Linked DNA regions of Homo sapiens: regions 1, 2, 3 and 5 are each linked to region 4. The links are chromatin loops, found by intact Hi-C in ENCODE. Cell type or tissue: gastrocnemius medialis. All regions are shown on one strand.

Region 1 (5,000 bases), 95 kb after region 4:
ATCACTTGAGCTCAGGAGCTCAAGACCAGCCTGGGCAACATGGTGAAACCAGTCTCTACCAAAAATACAAAAATTTAGCCAGACATGGTGGTACACACCTGTGGTCCCAGCTACTTGGGAGGCTGAGCTGGGAGGATTGATCCCTTGAGCCTGGGAGGCAGAGGTTGCAGTGAGCCAAGATAATACCACTGCACTCCAACCTGGGTGACAGAGTGAGACCCTGTCTCAAAAATAAATAGACAAAAATACACATATACTTAAAAACTTCCACACACTCCAGGATGAGAACTCTTGCCCTATGTCAGCATACTAACTCCTTCCTTCAAATTTCAACAGCAGCTATTATGCAGCATGATCATCTTCCTCATACTCTAGACCTCCAGCCAAGTGACTTCTGGCTCTTCCCAACTATCAAATCCCTAAAGGAACGAGATGTTCCTGTGCTGAGGAGGTCCAAAAGAATGTGCTGTAGATTCAAAAGCCATTTCCACAAGGAGCATTCCAAGGATATTTGAAGAAATCCAGAGTCCCTGGAAAGCACAGCTTCTCCAGATGACCACCTAGAAGAGGGTAGCATCTCCGTACCTGTGCTGGTTGGCTCTTAAATAATCAGTCCCTTTCCCAGGCAAGGCTCATGGGGAGCCTTTGGTGTGATAACTTCTTATATGCTAATACAATAATGGACAATTCCAAAGCTTAGCAGAGAGCCCCCATTAGCAGATACTGCCTTCTCCATTCAGGTTTTTGGAACCACGCCAGGCAGTTATGTGCATCTGCCTTCCTGTTCCAAACTTTGTATAAACATGTACCTCTATTTTCTTCTTCTTTTTTTTTTTTTTTTGGTGGCGGGGGGTACGGAGTCTCACTCTGTCACCAGGTTGTAGTGGAGCGATCTCGGCTCACTGCAACCTCCACCTCCCAAGTTCAAGCGATTCTCCTGCCTCAGCCTGCCGAGTAGCTGGGACTACAGGCATGTGCCACCATGCCCAGCTAATTTTGTATTTTTAGTAGAGACAGGGTTTCACCATGTTGGCCAGGATGGTCTCCATCTCTTGACCTCATGATCTGCCCGCCTCGGCCTCCCAAAGTGCTGGGATTACAAGTGTGAGCCACTGTGCCCAGCCTACCTCTATTTTCATCTCCACCTCTCCCAACAGACTCTGGGCACAGACATGAAGGTCAGACACTGGACTCATGCATTCATCATTTATATGTCTATTTGACATGTATGAAAAGGCCACTATATGTTAGCACTGCTAATACAATGGTGAACAAAATAGTGCTGCAGCTTCTCAAGCAAGGCAGGCAGGCCAGGTAGGGTGGCTCGTGTCTGTAATTCCAGAACTTTGGGACGTTGAAGCAGGAGGATCACTTGAGCCCAGAAGTTTGAAATCAGCCTGAGTAACATTGTGAGACCTCCTCTAAATTTTTTTTTTTTAATTAGCTGGGCATGGTGGTGCACGCCTGTACTTCCAGCTACTCCAGAGGCTGAGGTGGGAGAAGGATCGCTTGAGCCCAGGAGTCTGAACTTGCAGTGAGCTATGATCGCACCACTGCACTTCAACCTGGGTGACAGAGGGAGACCCTGTCTCAAAGAAATAAAGAAAGAAAAGAAAAGAAAACAGGCAAACAAGCAATCATATAACAAAGTGTGGCTAATACTATCCTTTGGGAAATACAGAATACTTGATAGGACAGCCTGGTCTCCCTGGGGGAAAGGAAACTTTTAACTTAAGATCTGATGTACATCCTTTCCAGGGCCCAGCACAAAGTATGTGCTCAATGTGAAACATTACCCTGGGCAAAATCCTCCGGGCTTGCTGGAGAGGTCACTCACTAAGGGGCAATTGTTAGTCAATTTAAGAGTGGTTGTGGTGAGCCAAGGGCCCAGGGCCTGAGCATTCCGAAAGCCAGCTAGCGTCAGGTGCAGCTGGTCACCTCATTCAGCTCTTTCTGACACATTTGTGAAGTGGTAGGAGAAACAATAGACTTAGAACTCCTGTAGGGTTCAGTCCCAGGGTTCTGCCACTGATTACATTCGTGTGTTCTCACTTGTCCTTTTGTATAATGATGCCACCTTCCAGAGCAAAGGAATCTATGAAAGCCTGTTGCAAATGTAAGGACATGGAATCTATTTATCTAATCTATCGCCTGGCTGTCTGAATTTGCAGGGGAAGAAGAGGGCAGGGTAAACAATAAGTTTAGGAGAACTGGCAGGGGCACTGCCTTGTAGGGCTTGTGCCTCAAGCCTTTTGTTGTCTCGCATGATCTGGATTTGGCAAGGAGGGGGCAGCTTGAATTCCGGGCGGGCTAAAAGGCCTTGGCTGAGGTCTAACGGATTTCACAACACAGTATGGAAAGGCTTCCCACGAAGCGATCGGGGTGGGGGATGGGGAAAGCTGCAATTCTGCAAACTGGGAAAGGGTAGGAGGTGGGAGGTTCCCGAAAGCCAGGATGGAGTAGCGATTAAAACCCTTGATTACTGACACTACCCAGCACCCCCAACCGACCCCCTTCAAATCTCTGCCTTAACAACCGCAGCCTACAGGCAGTGTTATCACAAACTTGCACCGCAGGCCCTACCTATGAGCCCAGTCAGCCCTAAGGCAGCAGCCAGCCCCTGAGTGGCACGGGAGGAGCGGCCCCCACCTCCGGCAGCCGCGCATGCGCGCCGCTTACTCTGCGTTCCAACACCTCTAACACTCATCAACGGCGCCCCGATCCGCAGATTAAAGGAGCCTTCTCCCCTTTTACCCCCGGCTGTGCCCCATGCTCAATACACAGCAACTCCAGAGTCCATAGGCAGCTGTGCGGCGGTGGGGGTAGAAGGAAACGAGTCAAGAAGCTCTCGGGCCCGGCCCGAAACTACAACTCCCAGCAGACCCCGCGCCGCCCCGCCTTCTTGTGGGCGGGCCGAGGGTACCCAGCAGCTTAAAGCGGCGAGATCGCGACGTGTGTGGAAGGCTGGGTGCATGGTCTGCGCTCTGTGATCCGGCGCTGGGAGGGTGGAGAGAGCGGTGGCATCTTTCTGTCTTGCCTGTTGTACCTGAACTAGCAAACAGCACAGTTGAAATAACCTCTGAGCGCATTTAGAGGCGTCTCTCAGGTTCAGCAACTTGTTGCCCCTACTTCACAAATTCTGCATTGTTGGTTTAGCAAATGAGAACCTGAAAAATCGCCTGTATGTTAAATTTCTTCTTCTTTTTTTTTTTTTTTTTTTTTTTTTTTGAGACGTAGTCTCACCCTGTTGCCCAGGCTGGAGTGCAGTGGCGCGATCTCGGCTCACCGCAACCTCTGCCTCCCAGGCTCAAGAGAGTCTCCTGCTTCAGCCTCCCAAGTAGCTGGTATTACAGGCGCGTGCCACTACCACCCAGCTAATTTTTGTATTTTTAGTAGAGACTGGGTTTCACCATGTCAGCAAGGCTGGTCTTGAACTCCTGACCTCAGGTGATCCACCCACCTTGAGCTCCCAAAGTGCAGGGATTACAGGCGTGAGCCACCGCGCCCGGCTAAATTTCTGTGAAAATAAATTATTTTCCCTACCATGTCCAAGCAACCCTATTTTTTTTCCTAGTTTGCAGGTGTCTGTGGTTGATGTTTACTATCACTTATTTTCCCTAAAGACTCAACACACAAAAAAGAGGGGAGTCTGTTTAAAGAAATTCTGCAGTGAATCATCCTGAAAACGTAAAAACTTGTTTTGATAAGTTTTATACTTTAATTTTCTAACTTTTGTAATGAAGTGTCTTTAAAATGCAGCACACTTGAAATCCTTTTTTAAAGTGCAGAGTTAAGTGGTATCCTAATTTTTGAATAGGACGCAGAGAAGTTTAAAGAGGTTTAAGATCTACTCTTTGCTTCTTGCTAACGATGCAAAACGATGGTTCTTAGAGGGCACGAGGGATAGCTACCTTCTAGAATAGTGCTATTGGTCTGCACGACTGTAGTGGGTTTCTTGAACGGTGTAGTTTAGACCGTGATTTCTTACAGCCGCTAATGAACATCCTCCACATGCTAACGATGAACTCCTTTTGTTTTTGTTTGTTTGTTTTTTCCAAACAAATACAATTTAAGGGCCTCCATGGGAGTCATTTGGGAACTTAAATGCAGAATGGTTTAGCGTTGGATTTTTTCTTTGTTTTTGGAGTTAGCTTCAGCCTGCTGTTTTATGACCATGTGTGTGTTCACTCTCTTTAGTGTGGCATTTATGGATAACATGAAATTGGCCAACTTGGCAAAAGTTAACAAGATACATAATTTTTTATTTGTTCTTTGTGTGGGGCAGCCCAGCAATAGGCATACTGAAAAATTGAAATAATAGTTGATGTATAGTGATTTTGATCACTAGAGCAGCTATTGTGTTCTGAACAAACCCCCCATACACTGTGAAACATTAAAAGGGAGGAAGCAATACTTGCGATATTTAGTAATATTTAGATTTTTCCTTTTTTTTTTTTTTTTTTTGAGATACAGTCTCGCCCTGTTGCTCAGGCTGGAGTGCAATGGCGCGATCTCGGCTCCACCTCCTGGGTTCAAGTGATTCTCCTGCCTCAGCCTCCTGAGTATCTGAGATTACAGATGCACGCCACCACACCTGTGTGATTTTTTGTATCTTTAGTAGAGACGGGCTTTCACCATGTTGGCCAGGCTCGTCTCAAACTCCTGACCTTGTGATCCACTGGCCTCAGCCTCCCAAAGTGCTAGGATTATAGGCGTGATTCTCAAATGTTCTTCTTTTTTTTTTTTTTTGAGATGGAGTCTCACTCTGTTGCCCAGGCTAGAGTGCATTGGTGGGATCTTAGCTCACTGCAAACTCTGCCTCCCAGATTCAAGTGATTCTCTCATGCCTCAGCCTTCCAAATAGCTGGGATTACAGGCATGGGCCACCATGCCAGACTAATTGTTGAAGTTTCTCTATTTTGGCCAAACTGGTCTGGAACTCCTGGCCTCAAGTGATCTCCCCGCCTCGGCCTCCCAAAGTGCTGGGATTATAGGTGTGA
Region 2 (5,000 bases), 52 kb before region 4:
ACTTTCCTTTGTAGCTTTATCTTTTACAACTCCCACGGTACACTAAACATTATCTACACGTAATTCACCTGTGTATAGGCAAATGCGTAGAATGTGCCTATTCTGATTAAAGGAAATGTGAGATGTGTGTGTGGGTGGGTGTGTGTGTGGGGGGTGTGTGTGTGTGTATATAATCTATACCATGGAATACTACTCAGTCATAAAAAAGAATGAAATTTTCTTTTATAGCAGCATGGATGGAACTGGATGCCATTATCTTAAGTGAAATAACTCAGAAAGTCAAATACGCATGTTCCCACTTATGAGTGGGAGCTAAATTATGTAAATTATGTATATATATACAGACATGGACATAGAGAGTGAAATAATTAACATTGGAAACTCAGAAATGTGGGAGGGTGGTGAGAGATGAGAAATTACCTAATGGGTGTAATGTACACTATTTGGGTGATGGTTACACTAAAAGTCCAGTCTTCACCATTATGTAATATATTCATGTAACAAAGCTGCACTTGCACCCCCTAAATCTATAAAAATAAGTTTTTTACAAGAATTAGCCTATCCATATAGCATGCACTTTCAGATTTTTAAGAATTCACACCAGCTGTTCGCTCTCTCTGAAATGCCCTTTACACAATGCCTGCACATAGTAAGCTCTAACAAAACTCTAGCTGTTCCTTTTAATTTCTTTTCCTGCCTGGTGAGCTCCAACTTAACTATTTAAAACTCTGCTTAAATAGCTCTACATCTAGGAAATGCCCCTCTCTCCCCAAACCCTCACCTGTCTGCTCACCAGTTGGCTACTCACCACCCGTTTTGGGACCCGTGGATCCACTGCCCTCCCACCCTATCCTGTCCTAAGCCGGCTCTTCCAAGGCAGTCAGGGGTCATGTCTCTTTCACTCAGGCCCATGATTGACACTCAGTACAGGCTGGGAAAATGGACATCAGACTGTCAGAGGCAGCAGTTTGCTGGATGAAGCTAGTCCGAGGCATACTGCAGGGGCCCAGGGCACTGCTGGACAAGTCAGAGTGGCTGTGAGCTGGCATTTGTACAGAGATTCCAAACTGCTAAGGAGACCCCTGTTGTTGGCTGGGCTCCTCCCTGTCTGGCAAGAGCTAACCTTCCACCTCAGAAAGCATTATGGTGCCAGAGAGCTCTCTTGGCAGACCTTGGATGAATTATTTACTCTCTCCTTGTTGAGTGAATGCAGGCACATTTGAGGCTCCTCTAAAGATGCTTGATCCAGAATTCTAGCCTTAATGGTGGTGGGCTGCAGAGAAAGAGAAAATAAACCAATGTCCCCACCCTTGGCCAGACTTCCTGCCATATCTTTAGGGGGGGCATTTTGTTCTCTTTGACTCACCTTTGCCCACAGCTCCCTGCACTGTCCCCCAACTCCAACTCCACTTAAAAGGGACATTTTGGCCAGGAGCGATGGCTCATGCCTATAATCCCAGCACTTTGAGAGGCCAAGGTGGGCGGATCACTTGAGGTCAGGAGTTCTAGGCCAGCCTGGTCAACAGGGTGAAATCCCATCTCTATTAAAAATACAAAATCAGCTGGGTGTGGTGGCGCGTGCCTGTAATCACAGCTACTTAGGAGGCTGATGCAGGAGAATCACTTGAACCCGGGAGGTGGAGGCTGCAGTTAACCGAGATTGCACCACTGCACTCCAACCCCGGGCAGACAGAGCAAGACTCTGTCTCAAAAAATAAAAAATAAAAAAACAAACCGGACATTTCACGTTTTCTTGTTGGGGCACAATTTGTTGCTCCTCTCTCCTCCTTTACACCTCACCATGCAGCTCCTGTGTCATAATCTTACACATTCTTCTGTCTGCATTCCCTCAGCATTGGAAAACTCTGAGATGAGAACCAAGAGCAATGGTTTACTGGACACTGCAGCAGCTTTAAGCAGCATTTGTTGAAAAGCACACACTGGGTACTTTCCAATACCTCGGCTCACTTCTGGGTGGTCTTTGTTAAGAGAAGCGGCTTCTAGCCTTGCTGGGTAACACATCTTCCTTCTCAGGTTCCCTGAACAAATGAAGCAATTGAAGCAACTGGAAATAGCAGCTACTGGCGTGGGAACACACATGGCATCTAACACTCATCCTGACAGAAGAGTCATGTGGCCGAGTTTCTCCAGGCCTCACCCACCTGTGAGTGTCACTGTTGGGGTCATATTAGGGGCAATGGCCTGTCATTGCTGACCCTTGCCCCTGAGACTTTGTCCCCAGGAGCATTTTGCAGCCACTCACAAGTACTCCTGTTACACTTCCTCTCTCCCCCACATTGGCAATGTCTCCAGGTCACCTGACAACTCCAGGGGAAGGTGCAGCAAATGCCTTATATGCTGTATCTGCATGGAGAATGTGTTCCCCTGGTGAGGAAACTCTTCAGGTGATTAAATGGTGACAAATGCTCTGGAATTCTCCCTGTGCTGGGAAGACAGCATGTGCCTTCACCTCCACCTCCCTTTCTGCATTTTAGTTTGTCAGCAGGCCTGAAAGCGGCAGTGGTAACATCGCCCTTTGAAAACAGTGAGGAGCCCCTCTCTCTGCTGAGTTATTATTTTTTTATGTGTTTTTTTGAGACAGAGTCTCACTCTGTCACCCAGGCTGGAGTGCAATGGCGCGATCTTGGCTCACTGCAAACTCCACTTCTCAGGTTCAAGTGATTCTCCTGCCTCAGCCTCCCAAGTAGCTGGGATTACAGGCGAGTGCCACCATGCCCAGCTAATTTTTTTTTTTTTTTGTATTTTTAGTAGAGACGGGGTTTCGCCATGTTGGCCAAGCTAGTATCAAACTCTTGACCTCAGATGATCCACCCCCCTTGGCCTCCCAAAGTGCTGGGATTACGGGCATGAGCCACCACGCCCAGCCTCTTTGCTGAGTTCTGACTTCCGTCCACAGAGCCAGGTTAGGCATAGATATCTGAAGCTTCCCACATGCTGCCCAGCCGTCTTTGCGTCTTTTTCTGGCATGTGAGCCAAACCACTTCCTCATCCTCACACGGAGTGACACCCAGAAGCCCCACAGACCAGGTCATCAAACACACCCAGGCATGGCTGCAGCCCAGTGCAGACTCAAGTTGAGACACCATTAAAATAAATGTTTTTCTAGCTCTTTAAAGTTTACAAAACCCGTGCATATACATGACTTCCACTTAATCCTTGAAACAGCCCTTTGAAGTTTGGGTTGTCTTTATTCTCATTTTATAAGGAGTAAAACTGAAGTTCAGGAAGGTTAGAAAAGGCAGACATGACTATTTAGTAAGTGACAGAGCTAGGGATTTTCAGTCCTGTCATATGGAACCCTAGGTTCCCTGTGTGATAAGATTACAAACCTGAGACTTAGTTAAGGGAGACGTAGATCAAGTAGCAACAGCTGTGCCTTCAGACCTGTAGTTCAAGGCAGCTGGCATCACCCAGAGGCAATTAAACTCTCGGATAGAGTGATAATTAGAATTGGGCTATCCAGGCAAAAATAGCCATGGTCCCTTCTCAAGAAGTTTAGGAGACTTTTCTTTTCTTCTAGATGTTCCTCTTTTTCCCTCTGTGCTCCACAGCACTTGGATGGGACTTCTCACAGAGTTATTTCTGTGAATCTCCCATCGTGCTTGTTCTACTGTAGGACCCTTGAAGCCAGAGACTATGCTATGAACATAGGAGGTACTCAATAAATGTTAGTGGAATGAAGGGCTGTTTCTTAATGTCACTCCATTAGACCTCTAAGTAGGAAATTTAACTGTAGTCATTTCTTTCCCATGAGCACCTCCACCAGAGAGTGGGCATGCACGGTGCACAGTAAAGCAGAATAAGTCAACCCTATTGACTTCCTGCCTCAGTTTCCATGCCTTTATGTTGCCCAGCTGCTTCCCTTTGGGTCCACTGATGCATCTCACTTTCAGCTGCCACCCTCCCACCCCAGCTTCTGAGTCTGAACAAATTCAGGCAGGAAGTAGATTAACCACCTCAGTGCCTCTGGTGGGACTTGGTGCGCAGTCATCCACTGAAACTTGGAGGTTGTTAGTCCAGTAACATCCTCTGACAGTCATGTTTCCCCGAGTGATATCTGTCCTCTCTCTGGCTATTGTTGGCCCAACCCAGAGATCCAGCTTCTACCTGATCCCTAGCTCTCCCGCCCAGAGGCACGGTCCCCTTTTAGGACTGCACACTGCTCCTGAACTCAGCCTGGGAATGGGCCCTGGCATACTATGTGGCACTTGCCAGCCCTTTTCCCTGGGACAGAACCTGGATCTTATCCATTACTACCCATGGACAATGTGTCTACAAATAACCTCCTACCTGCCTGTCTGCTGGCCTGTGTGCCTGACTGGGGAGGGCAGACAAGATGCTTGGATTCCTCTCCATTTGCTCCACCCATTTGATTAGAGAGTTGCTTCAATCACGCCTGGGCTTCCTGTGTCCTTTGGCCATTGTGTCTCACCCATCAGGCTACCAGTCTGATATTTGCTTTTGTAGCTGGGCTTATTCCTCCTGCCCAAGATTCAGCTGTGTAGATGCAGGGTCAGGTTTTGTTTCATCCTCTCTGTCTGATCTGCATGGCTGTGAGATGCCCACAGTGCCTTGTTTATGCCCAAGCTAAAACTTCATTTGATTTCATCTTATGTGCTCTTTAAGAGGTTTGGTGTGGAAGAAAGTTTGAAACTAATAGGCTAAACTAAAGATTAATGGTTGGGATTATTTTTATTGATTTATTCTGTCTCCAATATTAAAACTCTATTATTACCTTTTTTTTTTTTTTTTTTGAGACATTGTCTCGCTGTCACGCAGGCTGGAGTGCACTGGCCTGATTTCGGCTCACTGCAACCTCCACCTCCCAGGCTCAAGCAATTCTCAGCCCCCCAAGTAGCTAGGATTACACCATGCCAAGCTAATTTTTATACTTTTTTTTTTTTTTTGAGACAGAGTTTCGCTCTTGTTGCCTGGGCTCACTGCAAACTCCGTCTCCCAGGTTCAAGGGATTCTCCTGC
Region 3 (5,000 bases), 89 kb before region 4:
GGTACACCTTTTCTGCAAGGGTTGCTGTATTTTCCTCCCTCCTCACTTCCTCTCCAAGCTCCCACTATTACATGAAGGTCCTAGTCAGTTTCCTTTTCCAGAGTGCTAATACCACAAAACTTGGCTGGTTGGTCCTGCTGCTTCTCTTTTCCCACTTCCACTTCCCCATGTACTGGATGCTTGCTACGTGTCAGGGACTGCACTCTGTGCTGGGGATAAAAGAATGAAAGAAGCAGAATCCTGCCTGGAAGAGCTTGCAGACTGGCTGGAGGATCTAGGTGAACAAGAGAGGGAACATAAATAAAGACAGTGAAACATAAAATGTGCCAGAAAACATGATGACATCAACAGTGATGACTAATGTTATTAGTGCAAAGTATTACTACCAACAACTAACATTTAATTGTACGGCTACTGTGTATGAGATGCTGTAACTCACTCCTTGTTTACTGTATTTTTAAATATTTTTGTTTCCTTTTGCTGTAAAATTTTTACATGTTTGTTTTAAATTTATTTACTTAATTGTAGGTAACTTTTTAAGCCACTGTAAATCCATTTGGAAACAAAGAGAGGAGTAAAAGGTAGGCCAGGCATGGTGGCTCACACCTGTAATCCCAGCACTTTGGAAGGCCGAGGTAGGTGGATCACTTGAGGCCAGGAGTTCAAGAGCAGTCTGGCCAACAGGGCGAAATCCCATCTCTATCAAAAAATAGAAAAAATTCGCTGGCCATGGTGGTGTGTGCCTGTAATCCCAGCTGCTTGGGAGGCTGAGGCACAAGAATCACTTGAACCCAAGAGGCGGAGGTTGCAGTCAGCCGAGATCATACCATTGCACTCCAGCCTGGGTGACAGAGTCATACTGTGTACCCCCACCCCCAAAAAAGGGTGAGCTTACTCTGCTTGGGGGAGTCAGAAAAGGCTTGCTCAGAACAAGCATTTTCTTTTTGTATTTATTTTAATTTTGAATCTGATTATACATTCATATAGTTCAAATGTATAACATAAAAATTATAAACATATATATACATACACATATGTATATACATATGCACACACACATACACATATATATATATGCATATATACACACACATATATATATCCCCATTACCCTTTTGTCCATCTCCACATTCTCCAAAGGTAACTACTGCTATTAGTTTCTTGTGTGTCATTCCAGAATTTCTGTGTGCATACATGAGCAAACATAAATAAGTTTCTTTCTTCCTCCCCAAATGTAGCATATTATACTTACTGATGGGTAGTTTGCTTTTTTAAAAAACATTTTATCATTTAGTGGTTAATACAATGGACTCTGGATTAGAATGCCTACATTCAAATCCCAGTTCTGTAATTTACTAGCTGCATGAACTTGGCAAGTTATTTAACTTCTTTGTGCCTTAATGTCTATTTCTGTATGTGAGGTCTTCAAAATCTTGCAACTTTATTATAGACTAAACTTTATCCTGTACTTTATGCATATATATGATGCAACTTTATCATAAACTGAAATCTCTTATGGACATTCTATTCTGTTCTATTGGTCTATCTGGTCATATACCTATACCACAGTTTTAATTTTTGAGGTTTTTACATCATATTTGCTATCTAATAGGGCTGGACCCCAGAAGGGGATTTGAAAGATGAATTGAATTTGAAAGATAAATGGAATCCTCTCAGCAGAGATGATGACATCAACAGTGACAACTAATGTTATTAATACAAACTATTACTACCAACAACTAACATTTAATTGTATGTCTACCATGTATGAGATGCTGTAACTCACTCCTTGTTTACTGTATTTTTTTTTTTTTTTTTTTGAGACGGAGTCTCACTCTGTCACCTAGGCTGGAGTGCAGTGGTGCGATCTTGGCTCACTGCAAGCTCCGCCTCCCGGGTTCATGCCATTCTCCTGTCTCAGCCTCCTGAGTAGCTGGGACTACAGGCGCCCGCCACTACGCCCAGCTATTTTTTTGTATTTTTTAGTAGAGACAGGGTTTCACCATGTTAGCCAGGATGGTCTTGATCTCCTGACCTCGTGATCCGCCCGCCTTGGCCTCTCAAAGTGCTGGAATTACAGGTGTGAGCCACTGTGCCCGGCCTGTTTACTGTGTTTTTAAATATTTTTGTTTCCCTTTTGCTGTAAAATGTTTACATGTTTATTTTAAATTTATTTACTTAATTGTAGGTAACTTTTTAGGCCACTTTAAATCTTTCTGGAAACGAGAGGAGTAAATAGAAAAAAAACCAGGAACTGTATCAGGTGCTTTGCGTAATAAATCCCTAATCTTTATAATAACCTGTCTTAGTCTGTTTGGGCTGCTATAACAAAATACCTTAGACTGGGTAATTTATAAACAATAGAAACTTATTGCTCACAGATCTGGCAGCTGAGAAGTCCAGTAACTAGGCATCAGCAGATTCACTGGTGAGGGTCTGTTTCTCATAGATAGCCACCTGCTATGTGTTCTCACATGGCAGAAAGGGCAAACAAGCTCTCTGGCTTTTCAAAATAAGGGCACAATCCATTCACCAGAGCTCCACCCTCATAACTTAATCACCTCCCAAAGGCCTCACCTCTTACTATTACTACATTAGGAATTGTTTCAACATCAGTTTTAGGAGGACACAAACATTCAGACCATAGCACAATCCTACAAGGTAGATGGTATTATCCTCCTTTTACAAATGAAGATACTGGTGCTTGTAGAGGTCGAGTAATTTTCTCAAGACTGTAGAGCAAATAAATATAAAGTCAAGATTCAAACCAAGGTCTGCTGATAATACACTCTCTGTGGTTCCTGGTACTTATTTAAACAATACTGAATGAGGTTCTTCATTAAGGTCCTTACAAAGATAGTAGAAAAAAAATACCTGAAAAAGAAATAGAATGGCTGGGCCTGGTGGCTCATGCCTGTAATCCCAGCACTTTGGGAGGCTGAGGTGGGCAGATCACTTGAGGTCAGGAGTTTGAGACCAGCCTGGCCAACATGGTGGAACTCCATCTCTACTAAAAATACAAAAATTAGCGCGGCGTGGTGGCAGGTGCCTGTAATCCCAGCTACTTGGGAAGCGGAGGCAGGAGAATCACTTGAACCTGGGAGGTGGAGTTTGCAGTGTGCCAAGATTGCGCCACTGCACTCCAACCTATATGGCAGGGCAAGACTTGGTCTCAAAGAAAAAAAATTAAAAAGAAAAAGAAAAAGAATGCATGATAGGGAATAATTATATACAGTTTTCCTAATAGTGAATAGATATATATAGTAAATATGGACTATGACAACGCATCATTACCATGTGATTTAGGTGTTAACCACTGTGCTAGGTGTCGAGGATACAATGATAAATGCGATCTGGCCCCTACCCCTTAACTCCTCCTCTGAGAGTTAGCTAGCAGATCTTTTTGGCCTAGACTCTCCATCTGTTGCACCCTAGGAATCATCTAGTCTGTTTCTTTATCCTAAGCAGCTTTATGCCAGCCCTTTTTTGTTTCAAAGTTGTTAATGCATTTATGATTAACCAGTAGTGGCTTCTTGAAGTGCTGTTTTAAAGAGTATACGGTTATATCTGGAGTCAGTGGCAAAAAATGCAGTGATTAGTCATGCCTTCCATGGGGGCAGGCAGGAGAAATGAAGGCAAACAGAACATCTATTTGTTACACCTGAACTAGTTGTCCAGAATGATCAGTTTCTCTCTGCAACTGTTACAAATGATCATTTTATTGCTGGAACTCACCATTTCTTAAATCAGTGTATAAACTATTCCCCTCTTGGGAAGTCCTAGAGCAAAGGAATCCATTTAACTTTGTTGTCACAGTATCACAAACATATTTTTTTGTCCAAGGAAGCTGTCTCTTCTTCATTGCTAATTATATAACCCATACCAATGCTGGAGGTGTCACTCTGCTCCAGGTCTGTAGATGTGTTCACCATCACTGCACATGAATGCTCTTGATTTCCCAGTGTTGTCATAGTGACTTTTGTTGAGGTGGGAAACCCCTGGGCTGAATGCTACCGTGTTCTGTGGAGGCCCTTATTTAATAGCTTTTCCCTCTATTTTGCCATTTAAAATTTCACTTCCTGTCACAGCTGGAGTTAAAAATGCTTACTAGTTGCCTGTCTGGAGTTTTCCTCTTTAAAATTTTCAAGGCCACACACAAATGAGTTCTTGCATTTCTGAGGTGTATTAGAGGTAGTTTTGTTTATTCTATTTGTTGGCTGAAAGCCATGCTCATCAAGGAAATACTCTCTCTAAGAAGTTAATCCTTAAATGTCTTTTACTTCTTGGGAAATGCATTTGGACAGCTGAGGAGGTTTCTATTCTCTTGTGGCTACCTGTCTGGCCACAGAAGGTGGAGAGAAAATGGAGGTTGTGCTATATCTTGGTGTAGTCTTGGAAAGAGTATTGCATTTAAAGTCACTAGTGGCCGGGCACAGTGGCTCATGCCTGTAATCCCAGCACTTTGGGAGCCCGAGGTGGGCGGATCACTTGAGGTCAGGGGTTTGAGACCAGCCTGGCTAACATGGTGAAACCCTGTCTCTACTAAAAATACAGAAATTAGCTGGGCTTAGTGGTGCAAGCCTGTAATTCCAGCTACTCGGGAGGCTGAGGCAGGAGGATCACTTGAACCTGGGAGGCAGAGGTTATAGAGAGCTGAGATCACGCCACTGCACTCCAGCCTGGGTGACAGCAAGACTCGGTCTAAAAAAAGAAAAGTCACTAGCTCTGGATGTAAGTCCTGGTACCATTGCTTAGTTGCTATGCAGTCTTGAGCCAATTAACTAAACTGAACATCATTTGACTCAACTATAATATAAAATGAAGATTATTACAATATGGAGTTGTTGAGAGGAATAAATGGGATGGTATAGGAAAGCACCTTTGCAAAAGCATTATTGTTAGATGTCTGGGTTTGCATTTTTCCTTGTTGGTTTCTCTATTATTCTTGTCTTAACCAGATGCAGTGTGTATGTGAAATGCAGTCTTTCCTGCAGCATCCA
Region 4 (5,000 bases):
GGCCCAGAGACGGGAAGTAACTTGCCCACAGTCCAGCAGTCATGTCTTAAGCAAAACATTGCCTTTGATATGTAACGTGCAGGGAAACATCTTTCACCCCTCAGCTGGCTGCTGCTGGTTGTGGACTCACTTTGCTCAACTAAGGGAGGATTTGGAGTTGTTTTCTGGGAAGGCTCCACCACAGAATTGCAGCAGAGGGACATTTAGATAGAAGGGCAGAACTGGAGTTGGAGCCAGTCATGAGCCCCAGGAGCATCTGTGATTCCGTGTTATTCCTAAAGAAGGCAGAGCTGGAACTGGGGTTGGGTCTGCTCCCTGGGAACATCTATGACCCTGTCTCATTGCCTTGCACCCCTCTGTGCCTGCTGGAGCCTGGTTCCTGGCTCCTAAAGGAGAAACGCCATTTGGAGGCAAGTGTGGTCCTTCCCATTGCAGGAGCTCCTTTTTTTTTTTTTTTTTAAGATGGTGTCTCACGCTGTCGCCCAGGCTGGAGTGCAATGGCGCGATCTCGGCTCACTGCAACCTCCGCCTCCCGGGTTCAAGCAATTCTCCTGCCTCAGTCTCCCGAGTAGCTGGGATTACAGGTGCCTGCCACCATGCCCAGCTATTATTTGTATTTTTAGTAGAGAACAGGTTTCGCCATGTTGGCCAGGCTGGTCTCGAACTTCTGACCTCAGGTGATCCGTCCATCTCCTCCCAAAGTGCTGGGATTAAAGCATAAGCCACCATGCCCGGCCTGCAGGAGCTCTTAACACCTGTGCGGAGAAGGCTGGGCACCTTGCGACTGAGCAGCAGATGTGTCTCATGAAGGGAAGCCAGCTTTAGCTGTGGAGCAAATGCTGAGTGCCAGGCTGGGGAAGGTGGGACAAGAAGAAGGTGAGAATTGAAGGATCATGGAAGCCTGTTTCTCAGAAGACCTGGATTCAAGTCTAAGTTCTCCTTACTTATTAGCTTTGTGGACTTGGGTAAATCATTAAGCCTCTGAGTTGTTTGCCCCTCTGTGGAATGAGGGAGATAAGGATAGTGGCTACTGTTTGTTAAGGGCTCTCTATGAATTAGGTGCTGCAGTCAGCGTGTACTAAACATTATGTACAAGGTAATTCCCATAAAAGACTGAACCCAGTGCCAGAAACACGGTCAATGTGCACTATATGGCAGCTGTTAATGTTTTGTTGATCCTCCTAACAATCCCCTGATTAATAATAACCACAGAAATAATAATAGTTGCTAGCATTTATGGAGCACTTTGTATGCATCCAGCCATTGTTTTGAGTGCTCTAGGTGTATTAACTTATTTAATTTTCCCAGCTATCCCATGAGGTTGGTTCTATTTTTAACCTCATTGACATGTGAGAAAATTGAAGCACAATTAAGTTAAATGCATTGCCCAAGACACGTGACTAGAAATTGACAAACAGCTAGAAAGCAGAAGAGGTGTTCTTATTGTTGCCCATTTCACAAGGACAGTAACTAAGGCACAGAGAGGCTGAGCAGCGTGCCCATGGCTGGGGTCGGCAGGACTCTCCTCTGGGTTTTTGGGCAGATGAAATGATATAATGGATGGGAAATGGCTTTGTGAACTGTCCTTCCGACTGTTTCAGCCGGCAGTGAGTAAGCTTTGCATGTTCTGTTTTTTCTAATCTAGTTGCATCAGCTGGTCTGAGAGCCAGGGGCCTTTAGGAGGACCTGCCTGGACTTAGCTTGTCATTGGATAGGTGCTTTGTGTGTAGGTCCTGGACTTACATCCCCTCGGGACAGCCTAGGAGCCGTGGCTTGTCTGACTTCAAAGCCGTTGCCAGCTGGGAGGCTTTGGGAGGAGCCAGCTGGCAGCTGGCCACCATCATGTGCAGCTGGGGTTACCAGCAGTCACTCTCCGGCCTTCCCCCAACCACACTCACTGTCTCCAGTGGCTGATTCCCAGACACACCCAAGACAGCAGTCAGCCAGGCAGGGGGAAGAGCAGCTCGAGGCTCCTAATGGAGTGGCGCTAATCAGGGAAAAAGGGAGCCTCTTTTTGCTCCCTTCCCCACTATGCTTCTGGCATAACCCCTCTCCCACAGGGCTCCTCAGGCATGACATCCTAGAAATTCCTGGGTGCATTCCTTCTTCCCAGTTACGTACTTTCCAAAATGGAGTAGGTAGGGCTACTGGGTCTTTGGGGAGGGGTCAGTGTTACATGCCTCTAGGGCTCTCTCCTCACTTCACTGGGAGATCCTCCAGCAGGGGTAGGATCTCCCCTCTCCTGAGCCAGCATCGGGCAGGGCCTGGGAAGGTGTTCAGTATTGTCACGTTTCTGGAGGGAAGGCCAATTCAGCTATCGGGTTGGCACTTGGGTGCTGTGTGTGGTGATGGTGATGGTGATGGTGGCAGCTTGTGTGTGTCTGGAGGAGGGAGGAAGTTTGGTGGGGGAAGGGAACCAGAGGCAGCTGAGGCTGAAAGGGCTGAGATGCGGGGGCTCTCGCCTGCTGGTGTGGCAGGAAGGGCTTGGGCTCCATACACACATAGATGTGGCCTTGACTCCTCACCTCATCACGCACTGTCTGAATGAGGTGTTCATCTCATGCGATTCTTCCCCTGGGCCTCTTTGTTTATGAAGGGAATGGGGGAAGGTAAAAACCAGACTTCAGTTTGGTTTCTGTCTGGCAGTAATGACTAAGCTCTCTTTTTTCCTGATTAGTCTTAGGCAAATGTCTGTACAAGAATTATTTTCTTACGAGGATCACACAGTCCAGTGTAACATGAAATTCCTCCAATTAAAATGACTTTGCCTCTCCATGTTGTGAAATATTAACCTTGACATTATTGTGCTAATAGTACATGCTCCTATTCTCAGATCCTATTTTCACTTCGAAGGTACTCTGAGTCCATCAAGATGGACTAAACTTTTCTATATATCAGCTCTATGATCCCCAGGTCTTCCCTGAGAGGAGCTGGGGGTAAGATGGAGAATCTCAGTTCATCTAGCCAAAAATATTTGTTCCTTTCACTTCCCTTAAAGAATTTTACAGTTCAGGAATCACTTCCACATGCTTTATGGGAAATCTTTTTTTTTTTTTTTTTTTTTGAGATGGAGTCTCGCTCTGTCGCCCAGGCTGGAGTGCAGTGGAGCGATCTCGGATCACTGCAAGCTCCGCCTCCCAGGTTCACCCCATTCTCCTGCCTCAGCCTCCCAAGTAGCTGGGACTACAGGCGCCCGCCACCACGCCCGGCTAATTTTTTGTATTTTTAGTAGAGATGGGGTTTCACCATGTTAGCCAGGGTGGTCTCGATCTCCTGACCTCCTGATCCGCCCGTCTTGGCCTCCCAAAGTGCTGGGATTACAGGCGTGAGCCACCGTGCCCGGCCTTTTTTTTTTTGAGATGGAGTCTCACTCTGTCGCCAGGCTGGAGTGCAGTGGCACGATCTCAGCTCACTGCAACCTCCGCCTCCCGGGTTCAAGCGATTCTCCTGCTTTAGCCTCCCGAGTAGCTGGGACTACAGGGGTGCGCCACCACGCCCAGCTAATTTTTGTATTTTTAGTAGAGACGGGGTTTCACCATGTTGGCCAGGATGGTCTCCATCTCTTGACCTCGTGATCCACCCCCCTCAGCCTCCAAAAGTGCTGGGATTACAGGCGTGAGCTGCCGCACCCCGCCGCTTTATGTGAAATCTTTAAAACACGTGTCTGAAGTAAGTATTCTCCCCCATCATTAAAGTGTAGATAGAGAATCTAAGACTCAGAGAAGGTAACTGAATTGCCTAGGGTCACATAACCATTGAGCAGCTCTGAGTTCCTCACGGTGCCTTCTGTGTCCTCTTCTCTCTGCTCAACTGCATCCATCTCTGGCTGCAGTGCCAGCTGCTTCAATCTGTTCTCTCTGTGGGAGGCCGCAAGCCACCAGGCATCAGCCAGGAGCAGAAGTGTTCAAAAATTGTCCAGCTGCAGCTGGGCAGAACTCAAGGAGTTGTGGTCCCCCACTGCAGCTGACAAGGATAGCGAGAAGCAAATACCCTGAAGGTTAGGAGCCCATCAGGGGAGGACTAGAGGGAATCAATTCATCAGCTGTGTCCAAATGCCCCACCTCCCAGCAGAAGGCCACACCATCTACCAGTGAAACCTGCTGCAATCTTGACCCTTGAATCCTCACCATGATCCGGTATCCTCTTGGCTCACCACCGCACCCCTTCCAATGAATCACTAGGTGGTTTCCAGTCTACCTCTGATATAGCTCCCTAATTTTTCCCCTCCTCTACATCTCCAGCCTGCACTCTAGAGCTGCAACCCCCTTCCCCAGTCCACCGCACTCTGCCTCCGGGATCTCTCCCCTCCTGCAACCTCAAGGGAATTCTTGCAGTGATTTTTAGAAAGAAAAAAGTGTAGGCTGGACATGATGGCTCACACCTGTAATCTCAGCACTTTGGGAGGCTGAGGCGGATGGGTCACTTGAGGTCAGGAGTTCGAGACCAGTCTGGCCAACGTGGTGAAACCCTCTCTATAATAAAAATACAAAATCAGTGGACAGTAGTGGTGCACCCCTGTAATCCCAGTCACCCAGGAGGCTGAGGCAGGAGAATTGCTTGAATCTGGGAGGTGGAGGCTGCTGTGAGCCAAGATTGTGCCACTGCACCCCTGCCTGGGCAACAGAGTGAGACTCCATCCCCACTACCAAAAAAAAAAAAAAAGAAAAAAGAAAAGAAAGGAAAAAAGTGCAAATCTGCTTGTATTATGCTTCAAAATCCTTTACCATCTATGCATTGCTTTCTAAATGCAGTGACAGTCCCTTAGCTGATGCACTCTACTTGTGGGCTGCCCTGTTATTATTTTTTTTTAGATGCAGTTTTGCTCTTATCGCCAAGGCTGGAGTGCAGTGGCACGATCTCCGCCCCCGGGGTTCAAGCGATTCTCCTGCCTCATCCTCCCAAGTAGCTGGGATTACAGGCATGTGCCATCACACCTGACTAATTTTTTGTATTTAGTAGAGATGTGGTTTCACCATGTTGGTCCGGCTTGTCTTGCACTC
Region 5 (5,000 bases), 190 kb after region 4:
TCTTTGTTTCTTCTTCTCATTCTGTTCAGGTCCAAAATTCATTTGGGTCAATGTTATGTCTTAGTGTTATCTTCCATTTCCTTCTGAGCTTCAAAGCCAGGCTGACTGTGCCCTTCCACGCCCTGGCCAGTGTGACCAGGACATCCTTTCCCTCTGGGGCTGCACTGGCTCTTTGGGGGAATTGTTACCATTCAGGGTCTTCAACCCTCATTCTAGGGACTTCCAGTAACTTCTCCCACCTTCCCTCTTCTCAGTAAGACATGGGTATTGTCTTATTCTGTTTCTGCTGCTAGAAGAAAATTCTCGAGACTGAGTAATTTATACACAATAGAAATTTACTTCTCACAGTTCTGGAGGCTGGGAAATCCAAAATCAAGGTGTTGGCAGGTTTGGTGTCTGGTGAGGGCTGCTCTCTGCTTCTAAGATGGTGCCTTGTTGCTGCATCCTTAGGAGGGGACAAACGCCATTTCCTCAACTGGCAGAAGGGACTGAAGCCTCTCCCTCAAGCCCTTTTATAGGGGTCCTCATTGTCAGGCCTCTAAGCCCAAGCCAAGCCATCGCATCCCCTGTGACTTGCACATATACGCCCAGATGGCCTGAAGTAACTGAAGAATCACAAAAGAAGTGAAAAGGCCCTGCCTCGCCTTAACTGATGACGTTCCACCATTGTGATTTGTTCCTGCCCCACCTTAACTGAGTGATTAACCCTGTGAATTTCCTTCTCCTGGCTCAGAAGCTCCCCCACTGAGCACCTTGTGACCCCCTGCCCCTGCCCACCAGAGAACAACCCCCTTTGACTGTAATTTTCCATTACCTTCCCAAATCCTATAAAACGGCCCCACCCCTATCTCCCTTTGCTGACTCTCTTTTCGGACTCAGCCCACCTGCAGCCAGGTGAAAAAAACAGCTTTATTGCTCACACAAAGCCTGTTTGGTGGTCTCTTCACACAGACGCACATGAAACTCATGGTATCTGTGAGGGGCCCTAATGCTATTGGTGAGGGCACTGCTCACATAACTTAATCACCCCTTAAAGGCCCTGCCTCTTAATACTGTCACATTGGTGATGAAGTTTCAATGTATGAACTTTGAGGGGGGACACGTTCAAATCATAGCAGGTGTGCTATTGCCTTACTAGCAAAGTAATCTGGGGGAAGATGAGTAATGTCTCGTTCCACCCCTGATTCCAGTGCTGACTGATTCTGGAGTGGCAGAGAGGGTTGGAGGCTCACCGCTCTGCTCACCCGACCCTCTGGCCATCTCCTCTTAGAATGCAAGGGCAGGGATTTTGTTACACAGCGCCTCTTTTGTTATAGGCTAGCTCCTGCCTTCAAGGAGCACTGAGAAAAATATTATCCCTTTGAACCACAACACTAGTATTTTGGGTACTGTAGCCATTCAGAAGTTTGTTGAACTAATACAAGTTTATATTATTTGTAAAATACTAGAAGGAATGTGTGGTTCCTAAAGTTATGGTATTCCCATTGGTTGAAAGAGAAGACTCTGGCTTCCTAATGCCTTGGAAGGTTCAGGGAGCATAAGCCTAAATATCCTGGTTTCTCTTGGGAATTCTTCACAGCTTGTCATCTATGACTTTATCCACATTTATTTTGAACATGTTTAATTTTCAGCTTGTATTTTCTCAAGGAGTATGTGTGAGTCAGCATTCAGAGTACTTAACACACTTAGTGTCATTAGTGATAACTTAACCCACACGTATAGGAAGCTAGACCTCCATTTACAGAAAAATGGAGGCTCAGAGAGCCTAACTGACTTTCCCAAGGCCACATAACTGGAAAATTCTGGAACTGAGTTTTTTCAGGTATGTCTTGGTATCCCTCGGTGAGCCTTCTCTGTAGAGAAGGAAGTGTCTCCTGGGTTGGAAAGCCCAGGCCGGGATGAACAGCATGGGTGTCCTTAGGCTGTGTGTACCACACACCCCTGGCCTACTCTCCCCTGCTCTAAGGAGTCACCTGAAGGAGCAGCTGCATCACCCCGCCTCACCCCTTCTCCTCAGCACCCAACAACCAGGTCTTCCCAGAGAGTGCTCAGCTATTGGTGAAGCAGGCATCGTCTATTCTTCAAGAAGACAGCAGAGCATCAGGAAAACAAAACACCAAAAAAATACCATAAAGACACTGGAGTGTATTTGTTACCAGCCCTTGTATAACAGAGAAGTATTTCAAGGTCTTATTTGTAAGGCTGGACAAGCTCAGGCTGATTAAAACCACGAGTTAGAATTTGTCTCCCGCTCCCAGGCCCTGCTCAGTTGACAGCTCCTAGCAGGCTGGGAGGCCCCACCCCACCCCCACCCCAGGGGTCCATTGAAGAAGACCATCTGGGCCTGGGATGCTGATGTGATTTTCCCTACTTCTCCTTTTTTTTCATTTGCCTCCTCCACCCACTTCTAAAGCAGCTGATTGCTCTGGTTCCTTTTCATGTTGAGCAAAAGAGAAGACAGATCTTGAAACCTGAGCTGGGGACTGGAGGGCACTGACCGAGAGTAACCCCGTCTGGCTCAGCTCAGCTCAGCAAAGGGCTTTCCTCCTCCGCCTTCCTGAGCTGCTCTCCCTCCTCTCCTTTCCTCCTTCTTTCCCAGCCTCCCCCAAGCTCCTTCACCCCTCTCTTCCCTCTCCTCCCTCCTCCCACCTTCCTTGTCCTCTATGCTCAGAGAACTGAAGGAACACTGAATGGCCTGGAAAGCAGGACCTCGCCCCCACCCCGCGTCATACCCCTCCGCCTGCACGTGCAAATGTGTTCCTCAGCTTGGTCCCAGAGGCCTGGACCTGGGTCCCAGAGGTCCCAGCTGGTTCCCCGGCTTGGTCCCAGAGGCCTGGATGTGTGGCAAGAAGCTGAGGGTTCTGCTTCGTTTCTTCCAGCCCACAAACACACATGTCACCTGTTTTTTGTTCTTTTTCCTTTCCTTTGCCCCACTTTACAGAAGCTCTTGGCTAATTGGTAGGTCACTGTTTGCTCCTCCAGGCAAAACCAAGGAGGCTGAGCTCAGCAGGTCAAGTATTTTGGTCTGTATTGAAGAGACTGTGGTGGGAGAGCCCTCTTGACCTTCTGCTGGATAGTGACTTTCTCTTCTGCTGGCAGCAGTAGCCCAGCTCCGCATCCTGTGACAGAGGTCATACCTTCCAGTTACCCGAGCGAACACTTGGAGCAAGTCAGCTTTTTCCCCTGAAACAGCACGTTCACGTTCTTGATCTTTGGTTTGCACAACAACCTGTGAATGTTATTAGCCCCGTTTTTTTTGTTTGTTTGTTTTTTGAGACAGAGTGTCGCTCTTGTTGCCCAGGCTGGATTGCAATGGCGTGATCTCGGCTCACTGCAACCTCTGCCTCCAAGCAATTCTCCTGCCTCAGCTTCCTGAGTAGCTGGGATTACAGGCATGCGCCACCACACCCGGCTAATTTTGTATTTTTAGTAGAGACGGGGTTTCTTCATGTTGGTCAGGCTGGTCTCGAACTTCCGACCTCAGTTGATCCACCCGTCTTGGCCTCCCAAAGTGCTGTATTAGCCCCATTTTATATCCAAGGAAACTGAGGCTTAGGGAGATTTAAATAGGGGGGAAAGTATAGCTTCATGATTACACAGTCAGGAAATGGCAGAGCTGACTCTTGAATTCAGACCCTGTGATGCTGTATCCAGTGCTGATTTTGTTTTGCCCTGTGTTCCTTTCAGTGTCAGGTAAGAAGACCTCAGAGATCATCTTCTCCAACCCACACATTTTACTGATTATAAAATCCAGGTCCGCATTAACTCATTGGCCAAAGTTAAGTGGCTAAATGACTCTCCTGTTCAGGAAGTATTCCCTGTCTTGTGTGGAATGATTGGTCTTTCGTCCAGGTCATCTTCCACCTATATCCATCCTTGCAGTGACTGGTGGATATGATCATTCCTGGTGATTCCCTGTAAAATACTAGATTTATTTATTCTTTCATAAAGTTATGAGTAGACAAATCAGTCAGCTTCAACCTTTCCTTTACCTTATAGATAGTATCAGCAGAAAGAACTCAATAATTCTGTCTTAGGAACTCAGCCAGGCTAATATGTATTATAATACACACATACATATGCACACACATACACACATGTGCATACCTTAGATCACAAATTCAACATCTCAACTTAGCCGCCAAAGCCACTTCTGTGTCTTGTCTATTCTGAATATGCTTTAAGGTTAAATTAGCCATGAATCTGTTCAGATCAGTCATTCCTGAAAATGATGATGATATTAGCCATCCTTTACCGGGCACCTTACTCAGTGCCCGGCATTATACTAGGTCTGCAGGTACATTTGCTCATTTAACACCTAGCTCAGTCCAATGAGGTGGATGCCATTGTCATCTCCATTTTATCATTTAATCAACTCAGCCTTCCTCTCTCCTGTTCCCCACTCTGCTTCTAGCTGCCACTCACCTGACTCTCCTCTTGATCTGGGCTGACGTGGCTGAGTGGGTTTAGCAGAACTCTTGTGTCCTCTTTACTTGGTTTGTTTCAAGTTCATGTCCTGCTTCATCTTTTCCCTAACTCACTGCAAGGTGAATTTTCTTCTCTGCAATCGGCAATTCCCCAAATCACATCAGGTCATTAATTTATTCACTCATTTGTATTCATTCATTCATTAGTTCATCCATCCATCTATTCATTCATTCATCCAATTTACTGAGTGCCTCCTCTGTGCCAGGCACTGCTGGCTTTGGAATTAAAAACCCTGGCCCTCAAGGAATTTCTATTCTTCTGGGAGCAGGATATTTACATGGGTGACTGCAGCTTGATCTGTGTGGTACTAGTGGAAAACATAGGATGTTGGGCACAAAAGAGTCACAAAACGCCGGGCGCGGTGGCTCATGCCTCTAATCCTAGCACTTTGGGAGGCCAAGGCGAGTGGATCACCTGAGGTCAGGAGTTCAAGACCAGCCTGGCCAACATGATGAAACCCCAACTCTACTAAAAATACAAAAAGGAATAATAGCTGGGCGTGATGGCGGGTG

The links. A loop is a pair of places that touch in the nucleus more often than their neighbours do. Peaks named below come from ENCODE experiments on the same cell type or tissue, not always from the same donor. Only the 100,000 strongest peaks of a DNase experiment are listed, where the experiment ranks them.
Region 1: a loop joins it to region 4, with 4 times the contacts of the local background. A loop is called at or near these places in 7 of 110 quality-filtered maps.
Region 2: it touches region 4 in a loop (8-fold over the local background); 7 of 110 quality-filtered maps call a loop at or near these places.
Region 3: a loop joins it to region 4, with 2.3 times the contacts of the local background. A loop is called at or near these places in 25 of 110 quality-filtered maps.
Region 5: a loop joins it to region 4, with 6 times the contacts of the local background. A loop is called at or near these places in 20 of 110 quality-filtered maps.

The regions. Positions count from the first base shown.
Region 1 is chr9:104,966,217-104,971,216 of GRCh38, reverse strand. No RefSeq gene overlaps it. Among named protein-coding and RNA genes, the nearest start is that of CT70, 23 kb to the left of the region's middle. RefSeq lists enhancers at 2,878-2,927, 3,008-3,057. In gastrocnemius medialis, no CTCF peak of the experiment used is centred here; DNase peaks (open chromatin) are centred at 416, 2,336, 2,646 and 2,726; H3K4me3 peaks cover 1,352 bases; H3K27ac peaks cover 3,174 bases.
Region 2 is chr9:105,113,493-105,118,492 of GRCh38, reverse strand. All of the region lies in intron 1 of LOC105376197 (a long non-coding RNA gene), which reads right to left. Among named protein-coding and RNA genes, the nearest start is that of CT70, 120 kb to the right of the region's middle. In gastrocnemius medialis, no CTCF peak of the experiment used is centred here; DNase peaks (open chromatin) are centred at 2,132 and 2,962; H3K27ac peaks cover 3,062 bases.
Region 3 is chr9:105,150,158-105,155,157 of GRCh38, reverse strand. LOC105376197 (a long non-coding RNA gene) reads right to left here. Exons shown (of 4, transcript XR_930205.3): 4 at 217-274. Among named protein-coding and RNA genes, the nearest start is that of SLC44A1, 92 kb to the left of the region's middle. RefSeq lists an enhancer at 3,862-3,971. In gastrocnemius medialis, no CTCF peak of the experiment used is centred here; no DNase peak of the experiment used is centred here.
Region 4 is chr9:105,061,525-105,066,524 of GRCh38, reverse strand. No RefSeq gene overlaps it. Among named protein-coding and RNA genes, the nearest start is that of CT70, 72 kb to the right of the region's middle. In gastrocnemius medialis, a CTCF peak has its summit at 1,906; DNase peaks (open chromatin) are centred at 54, 1,814 and 2,404; H3K4me3 peaks cover 968 bases; H3K27ac peaks cover 2,444 bases.
Region 5 is chr9:104,866,626-104,871,625 of GRCh38, reverse strand. All of the region lies in intron 5 of ABCA1 (ATP binding cassette subfamily A member 1), which reads left to right. Among named protein-coding and RNA genes, the nearest start is that of ABCA1, 59 kb to the left of the region's middle. RefSeq lists an enhancer at 2,354-2,443. In gastrocnemius medialis, no CTCF peak of the experiment used is centred here; DNase peaks (open chromatin) are centred at 2,019, 2,505 and 3,123; H3K4me3 peaks cover 357 bases; H3K27ac peaks cover 4,610 bases.